5 separate regions of the Homo sapiens genome follow, and all the other regions are linked to region 3. A link is a contact called in ENCODE Hi-C or POLR2A ChIA-PET data. All regions are on one chromosome and are shown on one strand. Each heading gives the region's core, a stretch centred on a gene start or an enhancer-like site at or near the end of the contact. The rest is flanking DNA. Distances are from core to core; before and after follow the strand shown. Region 1 holds the start of NID2 (nidogen 2). Region 2 holds the start of LINC00519 (long intergenic non-protein coding RNA 519). Region 3 holds the start of FRMD6 (FERM domain containing 6). Region 4 holds the start of RTRAF (RNA transcription, translation and transport factor). Region 5 holds the start of LINC02319 (long intergenic non-protein coding RNA 2319).

Region 1 (2,700 bases), core at 96-2,595, 420 kb after region 3:
CCACTCCAGCCCTGCTGCCTCCAAGGTCAGGTTCAGCGCAAGAGTAGGCTCAGAAACAACTCCGAGCCAGTCCCTGGGTCGCTGCCCCAGAATTTAAGCCCATCCTTCAATTTCCTCAGCAGTCAAATATCCCTGGTCACTTACCTCTCCCGAGGGCAGCGCCCCGCGCTTGACCTCCTCGTAAGCGCCTACCTGCTCCCAGGTGGCCAGGAAGGCGTGGGTGGGGGTAAAGCGCGCAGAGCGCGGGAAGCCAGCGCGCACATAGCGGGCGGCCAGGCCCAGCACTGCGGGGGAGGTGTCCTCTCGGTACAGGACTCGGCCTCTGCCGTGGCTCGTGTCGATGTCCGCCAGAAAAGGGGCGATGGCCGGGAAGTCGGTGGGGAAATCATAGTCCACATACTGCGTTTCCCTGGGGAAGTCCTGAGTGGAGATGATGCCGTTGGTGCCCACCTGGGAGAGGAGAGGGACAAAAAGGTGACAGTCGCTCAAGCCCAAGGACGCTACCCTTTCGCGCAGGGAGGGAAGGGAACTGACTTAGGCAAAAAGCCTCTCTCTCCTTCCCCACTGGCCAGGGAGTCTGGATTCAGGGAAACAAGCGCAACTTTTGCGACTGTCCCAGCTCCGCGCTGCAGTAGGTCCAGGGGCCCTAAAACTCGTTCACCTATCTTCTCACTCCCCTCACAACCCCGGAGCCCCATGTCCTCGGAGAGGAAGCCTCCAGGTCTGAAGAGGGAACACCCCAGCTCCGCAGACGGGCACAGCCTTCTCGCGGTCCTAACTGCAAAGCCCGCTGGCCGCCCTAGCAACGCCACCTTTTCTGCCTGGGACGCGTACGTGGCTGCGAACAATTCTTGCTCTCCCCTCCAGGTCATTCTTGCTCCCCTACAGCAGCGGGGCAGGCAGCGGCATCGCTCTCTGGCCGGGTACCACCGCAAGGGTGCTGGGGGGCTCCAGGAGTGGGGTCTGTTTCCTCCCCTCTGGAGGCAGGGTTTCCGTGAGACCGACCCCAGGGAAGAAGCTGCGGGAAAAGTGCCAGGAGGGGGCTGAACTTACGTAGAGGTTGCTGAATCGGGCTTCGTAGAAGTGCAGGGGATTCGCCAGCTTCACCACGGCTGAGCTTTCGTCGTCGCCTTCCTGCAGGAGCTGGTCCCCCCACGACTCCCCGTGTGGGAAGAGCTCGTCTGGGTGCAGCGCCGCGGCCCGCAACATTAGCAACGGCAGCAGCAGTAGCACTGGTAACGACGACAGCACCGGCCGCCCGGCCACCCGGTCCCCCTCCATGCTCGCTCGGCCGTGCGCTTACCCGCTGCACAACGCGTCCCGCCCCGGCCTCCAGCCCACTCTCCGCGCCGCGCCAGCCTCGAACCTGGATCTCCGCGGGCGCCTGGGCGGGGCGGGACTCCAGGCCCACCCAGCAAGCTAATTGGCTGAGGCCCTCGGCTGGGGACCAATCACCGGCTCTGAGAAAGTTCGGCAGTGGCCACCACATCTGGTTCTCGTTAACTTTTCTAAGGCAGCGGCCGCTGGAGCAGCGGGGCTGGCGGGGTAAAAGCTCCTGGCCAGGGCTGCCTGGAGCTGCCCCTTCCACTCCGCCCCCAGGGAGCTCCCGGGTCATCCTCTCATCCGGGCTGCCCCGCGGCCCCCAAGGAGCCCCACCCCCGGGACCAAATGGCCCGCAAGGTTTGGGGCAGCGGCGTTGCAGGAGATGAGCTCAGCGCAAAGGGAACCCCGCAGCGGCGAGTGCGGCTGCTGGCCTGCGCGCTGTGGCCCCAACAGGCTGGCAGGGCGCGGGCGGGTGGCGGGGTTGCGGTATGAGCTTTGCTCCCTGCCCTGGGGTCCCGGGCGCTCCTGGCTCTGGAGGCCTGGCCATCGGTCCGAAAAGCAAAGGGACATTGTCGTGGTCCCCTCGGCCGCTTCGCTCCACCCAGAGACGCCCTGAGGAGAAGCGAGCCTTTGTACGAAGGCAGAGGGCTGACTCCTAAGTTCTGTCCCCCTCCCGAAGGCCGGCCGCTAGGGAAGACTTGGCCACCCTCTGGAAGTACCTTCCCCCGGGAAAACCGCAGCAGGAAAGACCATGAAATACTACTGTGTGTGATCCGCTCCGTTTGGGGAGTAGGATGAGGCATCCCGCTTGGTTACCAGGCAGAAAGGGGCGAGTCGCGGGGATGGGAAGACCCTGATCTCTTGCCCATTGCTGCGGCCGTCGGAGATGCCCTCCCCCGCGGCCACGGAGGCGGTAACCTGAGCTGCTCCGCAGGACTGGAAACCGCACAACCTCGAAACCAGCTGCGCAGGAGAAGGGGAACCCCATCCACCATAAACATCCCCTCTGCGAAGCCTCAGGAGCTGGAGGAGATTTTATTACCATTTTTATTATCAAGAGCTTAAAATTTCCCAGACAGTCTGTTTTCTCTCCCAGGCCCCCCATGAGGTCCTTAAAAGCAAAGATATTTAAAAAGAACGAAAGAAAGAAAAAAACCAAAAAGCAAATCCTTGGAAATGCCTTAAAGGACTCTCCAGAGACACACTGCTCTTTGTAGGTGTTTATTCCTATGGGCCCACTGGACCAAACGCTAAAAAACGTGAAGACATCAGACTGTGAGACTCATAGAGCAGACACAAAATGGAAAACTGGCCCAAAGCAGTTTGCTTCCTCAGAGTGGAGAGTTGTATATTTGATGTTCCAAAAATATATTTATG
Region 2 (2,700 bases), core at 174-2,673, 320 kb before region 3:
TGGAGCAAGGACCTAGAGAAAGTGAGAAGCTAAAGGATGAGGAGCCCAGGTATAGTACAGCTTTATAAAAAGGAACAGGAATATGTCTTTCTTTTCAATAGGAGGGAAGGTAAAACTGTGACGAAAAACACAGAAAATTTTGAGGAAAAACTTGAGAGAAGCCCCAAGAAATGATTTATTCTTCTTAGAATGACAAGAGATGAGTTGTCTTTGCAGGTAAGGCAGTCAGATAGTTATGTGTCTGAGGAGACTAATGCTGTTAGAAGTGCTGAAGGGCAACAGGAAAAGTTAACAGAAAGGATTGTCAAGAAGGAGGGAGGGCCCAGCCAGGATTTAGAGAAAATAGACTTGTGGGATACAATCTATGTGCTTTGGTGATTTTTCCCACACTACTTGGCAGCTATGGATAGAGGGAAGATAAGTATGGGTTTGCCAGATTCGATGATTGACAATCCAGCCATAGGAGGCAGTTTGGGAGTGAGCAATTCTAAGATTCCTGCAAAAGCCCTATTTAAATCATTTCTAATGGATTCCAGGCTGGGTAAGGGGCAAAAGAAGCCAGAAAGACTCTGATGAATGAGGAGACAAGAGAAGAATCTAGAAAATGGAGACTCAGTGAAGGTGAGGACAGATCAGCAGGGATGAGAGGGCTGTGGGGTAAGAAGTGCAGGAAGTAAGGTCAGGAAAGGGGATTTTCCAGCTTGAGCTCTTGGCCATGGAATAGTTCCCAGGGCCAAGCATACCAGTAATTATTTGTGGCTCAATTATTTCCTAGATCCTTGCTATCTGGAGGAAAAGTTAGTGGCTCTGAGCTGCAGCATGGGGTCTCTCAGCTCCTACTTTCTATTGTAAAAAGTGAGAATGTTAGCCTTGCAGAACTATTATCCTACTTTAAAAAAAGATACATATTAGGTGCTCAGCAGTTTACAACATCTCTGGTGATTGTGTCTAAAATTATCATATTCTAAAGCCATGAGGGGGTCTATCAAGGCAAATATTTTAACATCACTTGAGGACTTTGAGCCTTATTTCTTCAAATGCTTGCCCATGATTCCTGGAACCTTTGCTTTCTGGTTGAAGTCTTGGTTTAGCATGTGCAGCAAATAAAACAGAACACAGCCACTCCCTGAGAGCGTCCCCACCTCCCCTCTCCTCTCCTGTGACTTACGTTTTCCTCAGTGAGCTGGCTGCCACCTCTGCAGCTGCCCTTTGAAGCATTTCTCCAGAGTGGTGACTGTCATTAGCTGTGCTGCGGCTTGGCTGTTCTCCCTGCCAACTGTGGTTGTGTCTGCCCTCACTTTCCATAGGACGTGCTGGCAGGCTTGGTGCTTTACCAAATCACAGCGGCCTTTGTGGGTCTCTGTCAGCATTTCTTTCCTTTTGCTTTCTTTGTCTATGTTGTTTCTAGAAGGGAGCAGAACTTGGTTGCTGAGTCATCACTGGCTGTGATGTGGGAAGTCAGAACAGTTCTTTACCTTTTGTTTATTTGTGATCTCCTCCCTCTAGAATGCTGAGAGTGTTTTGAAGGAGAAGATTCATAGGAAGAAACAAATTTAACCAGGATAATAGGTTGGGATGGGACACACTTCCAGTCCAATCTTGCTGTCCACTTGGTGGTAGGGAGGGGTCAATTCACTGTGCTGTTTCATTGGGACTTACTTTGGCATCCTCATACTGAGTTAAGTGTAGAGAACACAGTGATGGGATTGCATTAGCCTTCAAAAAGATGCTTACTTGTGACTGGCCTACTTAGAAAAATGGAGTGGAAAAAAAAAAAGGAATGTTTTGATGCAGAAAGAAAAATAAGGTAGTAGAAGGTAGAAATAGAGAACTACAGTGAAGGACCAAGCAGATGGGCTGTATCAGCTCTAAAACGTCCCTGGACTGTGTTCTTCCTGGCCATGTCCTGGATTTTCCATTCCTGCTGACATTTCCAAGTCATAAATCAAGGAGGAATACTCGAAGAGCCTTACGATTTCGTTGAAATATGAGCAGCCAGGACATCCTCTGGGTGGAGTAGGACTTGCAGGTGCTGGAGGTGGGCGGGCAGGACATGAGTTGAACAGCAGGCAGGGATATTGGGCAGGGTGGCCATTGCCCATGGAGTCCAAAATTTCACCTTTTTATAAGAAACTTTGGGATTTGGGCCTATGAAGGACAGCCCAGTGAGTCATTTCTCCGGGGCTGGGATGGGAAATTACTAGTTTTTGGTCTTATGATTGTGAAAGTCTGCAGATGTGCAACCATAAGTCTTTTTTATTCTCCTTTACTCTGCCTTTTAAAACTTTACAGTTAACAAAACCTTCCCTATTCTGCCCCAAGTGGATCAAATCCTTTTTCTCTCATCTGACTCCATTATAGTCTTGAGAACTAGCTAGGCACTTTTCAGATTAAGAAGCTATGTCTTGCCCAAATTCCTGTCCTCGTGACAAGTTTTCCCCAAATCTAGGACCAATTCCTGATCAACTGCTTTACATATTCAGATCAATGATGGCTTCAGTTCTGTGCATATTCTAACACTTGACATGGACATCTATCTTAAGGGCTTAAGGACTATTCTTTTTTTTTTTTTTTTTTTTGAGACGGAGTCTTGCTCTGTGGCCCAGGCTGTAGTGCAATGGCATGATCTCGGATCACTGCAACCTCCGCCTCCCAGGTTCAAGCCATTCTCCTGTCTCAGCCTCCTGAGTAGCTGGGATT
Region 3 (2,700 bases), core at 97-2,596:
TTTTTGTATTTTTAGTAGAGACGGGGTTTCACCGTTTTAGCCGGGATGGTCTCGATCTCCTGACCTCGTGATCCGCCCGCCTCGGCCTCCCAAAGTGCTGGGATTACAGGCGTGAGCCACCGCGGAGCAGGGCAGTTTTAAAGTTGACTTCTGAGAGCATCAGATTTTGGATAGTGTCCTTTCTCAGGTCCTGTTTCCTTGTCTCCTCATCCCATTTTAAAAGCCAGACACATAAACCCCGGCACTCCTTTAGCGAAGGGCTCAGTGAGGGCGTTTTTGCCACCCGTGGCCAGGGGTCATTGGGTCAGCAAAGTCAGAGGAAACCTAGAAAGGCAGAAGCCCAGGAGGTTGACGCCCTGCGGGTCTAGGGGCCAGGTGCTGGGTGTCTCTCCTTTCGTGTGCGGTTCCCAGCAGCAGGTCCTGGTGGGCGCAGACTGACCGGAGAGGTGTGGCTCGCCCCCTCCCCAGACCCCGAGGTGGCAATGAAACCTCCATCTCCTGGCTTGATTCCTTGTGCTATAAAAAATCTTCCACTGGCCCTTTGCATCTCTCGCCCTCCATCCCCCAAAGCCACTATCGGGAGGGGACAAAAATAATTTCTGAGGGGCCATGGGCACTAAAACCACAGCAGACAGAGGCTGTGTCTACCTGAGGAACTGGAGAGGTAGAATTAGAGGGGGAGGCTGGGCATCCTCGGCGGCGCCCCCTCCATCCAGCGTGAAACCCACGAGGCGCGGCGTCTCGAGTGGCGGGCGGGCAGGGGGCTGCAGGATTCACGAAGCCACCTCCGCCGGGGACCGCCTTCTCTCGGAGTGGCCTCCCCTCCGGCGTTCCGCTTTAGTAAGACGACACTCAGGCCAAACAGCCGCCCCCGGCCAGCCCGACTCGGCTCTGGAGGGAGCGCCCCGAGGGAGTCCAGCCGGAGGCGGAGAAGGCCACTCGGCCAGAAGGTGGGGAGCCGCCGGCGTCCCCTCGCACCTCCGTCTCCACAGCAGGGGGAAAGGCCCTGATCGCCGTGGTCCACACCACCGCGTCCACCTGAGGCTCGCCTCGCTTCCTGGGTCCCTAGAGGGGTGGCGTACTCCGCTTTCTCCTGCCCCCAAGTGGCCGCACCCCTCCGCGGGACGCTTGGTTGGGTCCAGGGCGGGGCGGGCGGGCGCTCCCCGTACTGCCGCGAGCTCAGCGCGCAGCTCCCGCGGCTCGGCTGCCGCCGCGGCCAGTTGGGGCGGGTCGGGGGCGGGGTCTCAGGGGGCGGGGATTCGGGGGGGCGGGTCGGGTCGGGAGGCGTGGGTGGGGGGCGGGGCGGACGCGGAGCGCCCCTCTGGCTGGCGGGGCCAAGGGGCTGAGAGGAGTGGGGCAGGCTCGGCGCCGGTAGGAAGAGTCAGAGGGGTGACCAGAGAGCCCAACGCCTGGTGCTCAAGACTTTCTCCGAGGTATGAACAAGAACCAGGCGTCTGGGCCCTTTCCGCTCGCCCCATCGCTCAGCCGCCGCGCCCCGGACGCCCGCTGTGCCCCCTGCCGGCGGGGCGGCGGCGGGACTGGGTTTCGGGAGGGTTTCTGGAAGTCGCGAGTCCCAGCGAAGGCAGTGCACCGCTCTCCGCCTCTTTCTTCGCCTTCTTCTCGCTCCCTTAGCTCTGGGTGTCGGGCACCGGTGGTAAGGTCGCTTCTCCGTGAGTCGGAGGTCGCTCACTCTGGGACGGGCGGACGAGGCCCTAGGGCAGCCGAGCCCGGCAGCGGGGGAGGCGTGGAGCTCGGGGCGGCTTCAGCGGCGGGGGCGGGAGGCTGGTCCTGGCTGCAGACTGCGCGCCTGGGCTCCGTGCGCGGTCCCTGGTTCTCTGCATCGCGGAGGTCCCCGGATCACAGGGCTCCCTGGCGGGCCCCGGCACCCAGGTCTGTGTCGCTGTGGCTGGGCGCCGGGACTAGCACCCGAGTCCCGCGCTCCCGGGGGCTGCGCCGTGCCGCCTGTTGTGCGCGCGCAGAGGCCGGACAGCCCGGCTGCGGGAAGGGACCCGAGCGCAGGGTCTGCCCCGCGTCCCGGAAAGTGCCTAGTCTGCGGAGCCGGAGGTTGAGCTGGGGCAGATCGGCGCCAGACGGGGGCCTGGGTGAGATACGAGTTGGGGGTGCGGCCTGCAGAATTTGGGTTTCTGGAGGAGCTTACGGCGCGCTGGCGGAGCCCCAGGCGAACAGGAGCACCGGATTCGGCTCCGGGAGGGCCAGGCACTGTCAGGTATGGACAGCTGCGGTCCACCCGTGTAAGTGTAAAGTCTACAGAGATTAAAACAACACCTCGAGTCCTGGGACAGCATAACCTAATGGTGCGGGCGTTTTCTTAAAGGCACGAATAGATGGGAAAATGTCAAAATAAGCATATTTTAAAGTTGAAAGCTGGCAGATTTTCAGGCCGTGTAGTTGTGTAGCTAGTGTCCAAAGAAATATTAGCTCGTTTTCCCCCTTAACACCTTTTCATTTTTATTTTTTTACGCAAAATCTGTTTTGCCAGTATTTCCCTCAGGAGCTGTGCATTGCTCACAGCAGGGAAGGAAAACTTCAGCAAGCGTTCTCAGGTTGCTTCTGACTTCCAGCCTGTGCTCTCCAGCATTTCTGAATGTGGAGAAAAAGTATCTCTTGCTGGATTTTCCGAGTATGATTCCCTTCTGTTCTTCTCTGGGACCGGGCAATGTTTGTTTATGGGTTTTATAA
Region 4 (2,700 bases), core at 149-2,648, 340 kb after region 3:
TCTTTGTAGTACATTTTATATTTCTTGTAATTCACTTACTCTTTCTAACTCCAGATTATAAGTATTTATTTACACATCTATATTTGTCATTATACTTAAACTTCCTGAAAATAGAGACTGTAGTTTACTCATTTGTATGCTCCTCAGATCCTAAGTGTTTAATTAAAATCTTAATTAATGAAATGAAATGAAACGTACATAGTTGGCTTACCCCCAAGAATTTCAATAGCTCCCCTTAGCTTGCCATGAGAGGCTTTTCCTTATCAGAGCCCTGCCTTTGTCTATAGTCTTATCAGCTGTCATTCCCTCTCACCCTCCAGCCCCTATAAGCTCTAGTCCCTCTGGGCCATGCTGTTGCTCATTTCTTGCCTTTATACATCCTCTTCCCTCAAACTAGGTTACCCTTTTGACTGCATGGTGAATGCCTCACCATCTTCAAGCCTTAGTTTATACTTATCTGTTTATTGTTTCCCTCATTAGCCTTTTAAACTCCATGAAAATAGGGGCCTGGTCTGTCTTGTTCACTGCTCTCTCTCCACTGTCTGAAAAGCAAGTAGAGACTGGATCAGGAAAGATCTTAAATACAATAAGGAGTTTTGATTATTTCTAGGGGGTAACCAGGAACCACTAAAACATAAGCAGAGAAAGTTATGTACAGGTTTTTGCTTTAGAAAAATCTCTCTCATCGCTGTATGGAGGAATGGTTTGGAGAACGCAGGACTGGCCCTAAGAAATCAATCAGATAATTAGAGTAAGCAAAAGTGATGAGGATCTGATCTGTGGCTGTATCAGTGGGGTCCGAAAGGAGGTGAGGGATTTGAGAGTTAGGAGAGACAGAATGGCAGGAATTGGTGACCTACTGGATGCTGTGACCGAGGGTGAGGGGGAGTGAGGGACGATCTCGGCTTCAGATTTCACTCTGGCTGAGGATATCTGGAACGATCGCATCGTATTAACAATTGTATGTTTACCTGTGGATCACTCCCAATTAGTCTGAAAGCATCTTACTATAGGGACCTTGCTTTGTAGTCTTTGTATTACCAGTGTTAGAAGAGCACCTGTTATGTAGGAGGAGTAATAAAATGAATGAATGCACTCAAAACACTAAACAGTAATTCTGTAATCCAACGGGAGGTACAGCGAATACCAAAAGCCTACATATACTATTCTCTGCATGCTATAGCAAGAAAGAAAGGAAAGTGGCTTCCCGGTGGTTTTCTGCCTATTGTACAACCAGGAAGCTGACAATAAAGTTTATTTGAGCGTCGACGTGCGCCGACGTGGCCCCGCCTCCCCAGCCGGAGCCGCGATTGGTGGGCATTTGCCGGCGGCCACCGCTTTTAAGCCACGATTGGCGAAGGCCGCCGTCATTTCGGAGCGACTCAGCGCCTGCCCGCCCTCTCGCCGCGTCGCCGGTGCCTGCGCCTCCCGCTCCACCTCGCTTCTTCTCTCCCGGCCGAGGCCCGGGGGACCAGAGCGAGAAGCGGGGACCATGTTCCGACGCAAGTTGACGGCTCTCGACTACCACAACCCCGCCGGCTTCAACTGCAAAGGTGAGGCGGCGGCCTCAGCCCGGCCGCGTGTCCCTGACCTGGGCGGAGGTCCCAGCCTCAGTGCCCGCACCCCACCTCCCCGTCGGGACCCTCGGCGGCCTGGTTTCCGCCGGCAGCCTCCGGGCCCCTCTCCTCTGGGTCGCCACGTACCTCGGCTCTTCGCCGCCCCTTCCCGCCTTTAAAGCCCTCTCACCTACTCCTGTCTCGGCATGTTACTTTCTGCACTTGCTTAACTCCAAGCATCACGTAACTACCTTCTCTGTACATAAAAGGGAGAGCATTCGTCTTTCTCACTCACTATTCAACTCCATGGTTCCCTGGGTAATTAGGCGATACCTTGAGCACCTGCTAATTATGGGCCAGCGCGGTGCTGGATTCTGAGGAAGGTGCTGAGTAACTTGAAGACTAGTTCACTGCCTGCCAGGAGCTAAAGGGACGAGGGGTGGAAGCAATCAGAACCCACTGAGCAGTTTGAGACAGTACACAATGAAATCAGGACCGATCACAGTGGGAGGGTAAGCGCGTGTAGTAACGGGCTAGTTGTGTTATGTGGTGTTGCAAAAAAGTTAATAGCAGATGAGTGGGAAGGTTGAATTGTGAATACAAAGGTATTTGGGATTTTACAGCATTAGAATTTTAAAAAGTAATAACGTTGCTACTCACTGTAACTAAACTGCTACCCACCACTACTCGTTTCCTTTGTATAGTTGTGGCCTGTGATAGACTGGTAAGTTTGAAAGTGATCAAGTATAACTTGTGATACTCAGACCACTGTGTAATTCTCAAGACCTTATAATGGAAGCTTGAATTTGACTCACAAATTGAAAATAATTTCTAAGCAGGATGACAGTGTTTTGTTGATCGCCTGTAGAAGCATATCAAATTATAATCTATTGTTTTTCTACTTTAACAAAAAAGTATCAGTGACAATAGAGCCTTGTTCTGGATTGGAATCTTTGAGTCTCAATGTTCTTATCTGTAAAATGGGATATTACCTACCTCAAAAGAGGTATGGGGAGGATTAAACGAAACAATTATGCACTTAATGTGCAGTTAACATTCCATGACAACAGTTGTCACAGTGTCTTTTTTGTCATTTAATTTCTTTTACTTATTATTTTGTTGTATATTTTACTTTATTACTTTG
Region 5 (2,700 bases), core at 192-2,691, 470 kb after region 3:
GTAATCATAAAAAATTGGGAAATGTTATTGAAAGACCACCATCTGGACACAAGGGCTCCTTGGGAAAACACCACAAGAATGCAATAAGCCAAAGCTCGAAATTCTACAGAACCTATTATCTGATTTCTTCTACGAATGAATAGCATGAAAAGAAGAGAGGAACTAACGTGTATTTTGTATAGATCTTACTTGGTTTCCAACTCAAGCCAACTTCAAAAAAGACATTTTAGACAACAAGAGAAAGTGGATCACTGGGCATTACGTGAGGTGAAAAAATTACTAGTTTTGTTACATATAATAGTAGTACTGTTATTTGTTAAAACTCCTTATCTGCTAGCAATATATTTTGAAGACTTTACAGATGACATGATACTTCGAATGTGTTTTTACATATCTAGAAAAAAACTGGAAGGGACATAAGTGAAACAAACTTGGTCAGATATCGAAGTTAGGTGGTGTGGGTTCATCATACTATCCTCTAATTTTTGTATGTTTGAAAATATCCTTAATTTTTAAAGGTTAAAAAAAGACTTTATTTAGAAACACTAAAGAAGACAAAAATAAATGGAGAGATATAAGGATGCTTTAAAAAGGTAATTAATTAATTACATTATTTAAAAAGCACAAGAAGACAAGAAAGAATCCAGCTCAAATCCTATGTCCCAGGGTCCAGCAACTAGCAGGGTGTGTCTAAAATTCCCCCAAAGCCGCAGCTGAGGACCTGAACTGGAGGGCAGATGTCCCTCCACCCTCCTTCCTAGGGCAGCAATTAGCACTCCAGTCTTCTGGTTGGAGGCTCTTTGTAGCCTCATAGTTCACAGAGCCCTTTTGGACATGGAGTGAATAGTTGGTTACATTCTCCACATTATTATGCAGATGACATTGCTCATGGTGGATACTAGAGCTGGGGCAGCTGATGAGGAAATCACCAGGGGTGGCTCAGAAAAAAAAAAAATGACCTCCCTAAGGGACACTACAGGAAACCAGCCCCGAAGTGATTTCTTTTGAAATTCGGGGCAGCAGCAAGCTCATATTTCTTTTGGTTAGTTCCTTCACCATGGTTGCCAGTCTCAGTAAAGCTGAGTGTTCCTATCTCCGCCTCTGTCTCCCTCATCAGCTATTGTTTTACCTCACCCACCCAAGGTATGGGAGGCCTCCATTCCATTTAGAGAGCTCCTGGTGCTTCCTGGTGGCTGGTGATGATTCATTTTTATTCCCTTGAATCTTCCCCACGGCCAGATCATTGTTGTCCATATCCTTCCCTCCAGGAAACAACAAAAGGCAATATTTGGTCTTTTGGCTGGAGTCTATGCCGGACCAACACATCCCACAAATGGCTTGAGCTGAGGGTTCCTCCAGCCCCCTGAGATTTCCCAAAGCATTTCGAGATAAACTCTAATAGTAGGATACATTTGCTTTCCAGTTGAAGTGATGGGTTATATGATTCATCTGTTTCCTAAGATTTCCAGTTATAGTCATGAAATCTGGCCTCTGCCCCTGATGTAAAATCCTTGTGTTTACAAGAAGTAACCTAAGTAACCTACCACATGTTCAGAGTTGGAAACCTACTTCCTGTCCCCCGAGTTTGTAAACCCAGCAAGATATATTTTCTCTTTTCAGCCATGCTTGAAAAGTTGGTATAACTGAAATAAGTTTTAAATAAGGCAAATTGGAATAAACTCCAACTCAATGATTTCATCTTCCCAATCCTGCCCCAAATCATGGCCATATCAGTGGGATTTCCAATTGCAAACAGCACCAAACAACACCAAATTCATGTTAGCAAATTTTAAGGATGAGAAGTGACCTCAGCCATCCAGAATTGGATTTGTAGCAGATGACAAATAAGATGCTTAGAATCACAGACCATCAGAGATGGCCGACTTGAGCCAGCATCGACCCTCTCCTTTCACAGGTGAGAAAACTAAAGTCCAAAGACAGTCTTATTTTAAAGCCTAAATTGCAGGGGTAGCGAGTGAAACCAGTTTCAAAATGAGGTTTACCACAGAGGAGCCCAAACCCACTCTCTCACTCATGTCACATTCTGAAGTGTCCTTCTTACTGGTTTCCAACTCTTCACCTCTCTCTTCTTATCTCTTCCCCCTGCCCTCCACACTGCTCCCTGCTGCAGCCACTTTCTCTGCAGCACAGCCCTGATCATATCTCCCCTGGCTCAAAACTATTCCATAGTTCTCGGCCTTGGCTGTTCCCAATGACATTCCAGTTGAACTTCATACTTCACTCGCGTGCCCTGCCCAGTCCATATGGAAAAGTAGCTGCTCCCAAGAGATCTTTGTGCCTATCTCTTTTCCCATGTGATTTTCTCTGCCCAGAAGATTCTTTCTCTTTAACAGGCAAGATCCACCTACCCTTTAGGGGCTCGGTTCAGATACCATTTCCTCCACAAATGCTTCATTCACTCTCCTAAGTGAAAGCCAGTTCTCACCTTTTTGTCTCTTTGCACTGTAGATCTCTATTTTGGCAGGTAACACATTCTATTTCATGTAATACTGTAGTTAATTACGAACATTCTGCATCTTCCCACTTGACACTAAATTCCTGTAAGTGAGAAACTAGATCTTACTTACAACCCCAGCACAGTTATTTGTTTAGCGTGAACATCATTTTTTAAAATTAAATTGGGTTGAAATCCACTATCTTTGGAAACCCAACAGCATTTAGGCATATAATTCTAAAGAG

The links. Hi-C counts contacts between places; a loop is a spot of excess contacts on that map. ChIA-PET counts read pairs that join two places held with the same protein, here RNA polymerase II (POLR2A). Pooled maps may share reads with other maps.
Region 1: a map of ascending aorta shows a loop between it and region 3 (2.9-fold over the local background). The contact joins the promoter of NID2 here to the promoter of FRMD6 in region 3. A Hi-C loop is called at or near these places in 2 of 168 maps with a recorded cell type or tissue (ascending aorta and cardiac septum) and 8 of 50 pooled maps. POLR2A ChIA-PET finds 5 or more read pairs at or near these places in 2 of 52 experiments (both WTC11).
Region 2: a pooled map shows a loop between it and region 3 (2.2-fold over the local background). The contact joins the promoter of LINC00519 here to the promoter of FRMD6 in region 3. A Hi-C loop is called at or near these places in 3 of 50 pooled maps. POLR2A ChIA-PET finds 5 or more read pairs at or near these places in 4 of 52 experiments (BJ, MCF 10A, SK-N-SH and 1 more).
Region 4: a map of B cell shows a loop between it and region 3 (19-fold over the local background). The contact joins the promoter of RTRAF here to the promoter of FRMD6 in region 3. A Hi-C loop is called at or near these places in 24 of 168 maps with a recorded cell type or tissue (B cell, CD14-positive monocyte, CD4-positive, alpha-beta T cell and 16 more), 29 of 37 single-sample maps with no recorded cell type and 36 of 50 pooled maps. POLR2A ChIA-PET finds 5 or more read pairs at or near these places in 2 of 52 experiments (BJ and OCI-LY7).
Region 5: a loop to region 3 is called in a pooled map, with 2.6 times the contacts of the local background. The contact joins the promoter of LINC02319 here to the promoter of FRMD6 in region 3. A Hi-C loop is called at or near these places in 1 of 168 maps with a recorded cell type or tissue (sigmoid colon) and 8 of 50 pooled maps.

What each region holds. Positions count from the first base shown.
Region 1 is chr14:52,067,714-52,070,413 of GRCh38, forward strand. NID2 (nidogen 2) reads right to left here and starts at 1,346. Exons shown (of 22, transcript NM_007361.4): 1 at 1,054-1,346; 2 at 145-450. The coding sequence starts at 1,281. It overlaps LOC105378180 (a long non-coding RNA gene), which reads left to right and starts at 1,523. Exons shown (of 2, transcript XR_943864.4): 1 at 1,523-2,700.
Region 2 is chr14:51,326,962-51,329,661 of GRCh38, forward strand. It overlaps LINC00519 (long intergenic non-protein coding RNA 519), which reads right to left and starts at 1,424. Exons shown (of 2, transcript NR_145423.1): 1 at 1,169-1,424.
Region 3 is chr14:51,650,564-51,653,263 of GRCh38, forward strand. It overlaps FRMD6 (FERM domain containing 6), which reads left to right and starts at 1,347. Exons shown (of 14, transcript NM_001267046.2): 1 at 1,347-1,433. FRMD6-AS1 (FRMD6 antisense RNA 1) reads right to left here and starts at 1,181. Exons shown (of 1, transcript NR_037676.1): 1 at 1-1,181. RefSeq lists an enhancer at 350-968 and silencers at 941-1,010, 1,141-1,590, 1,801-1,890, 1,901-1,960, 1,971-2,120.
Region 4 is chr14:51,988,148-51,990,847 of GRCh38, forward strand. RTRAF (RNA transcription, translation and transport factor) reads left to right here and starts at 1,399. Exons shown (of 8, transcript NM_016039.3): 1 at 1,399-1,553. The coding sequence starts at 1,493. LOC105370497 (a long non-coding RNA gene) reads right to left here and starts at 2,437. Exons shown (of 3, transcript XR_007064166.1): 1 at 2,372-2,437; 2 at 1-542. RefSeq lists enhancers at 1,184-1,478, 1,819-1,878.
Region 5 is chr14:52,124,056-52,126,755 of GRCh38, forward strand. It overlaps LINC02319 (long intergenic non-protein coding RNA 2319), which reads right to left and starts at 1,442. Exons shown (of 3, transcript NR_187197.1): 1 at 1,139-1,442.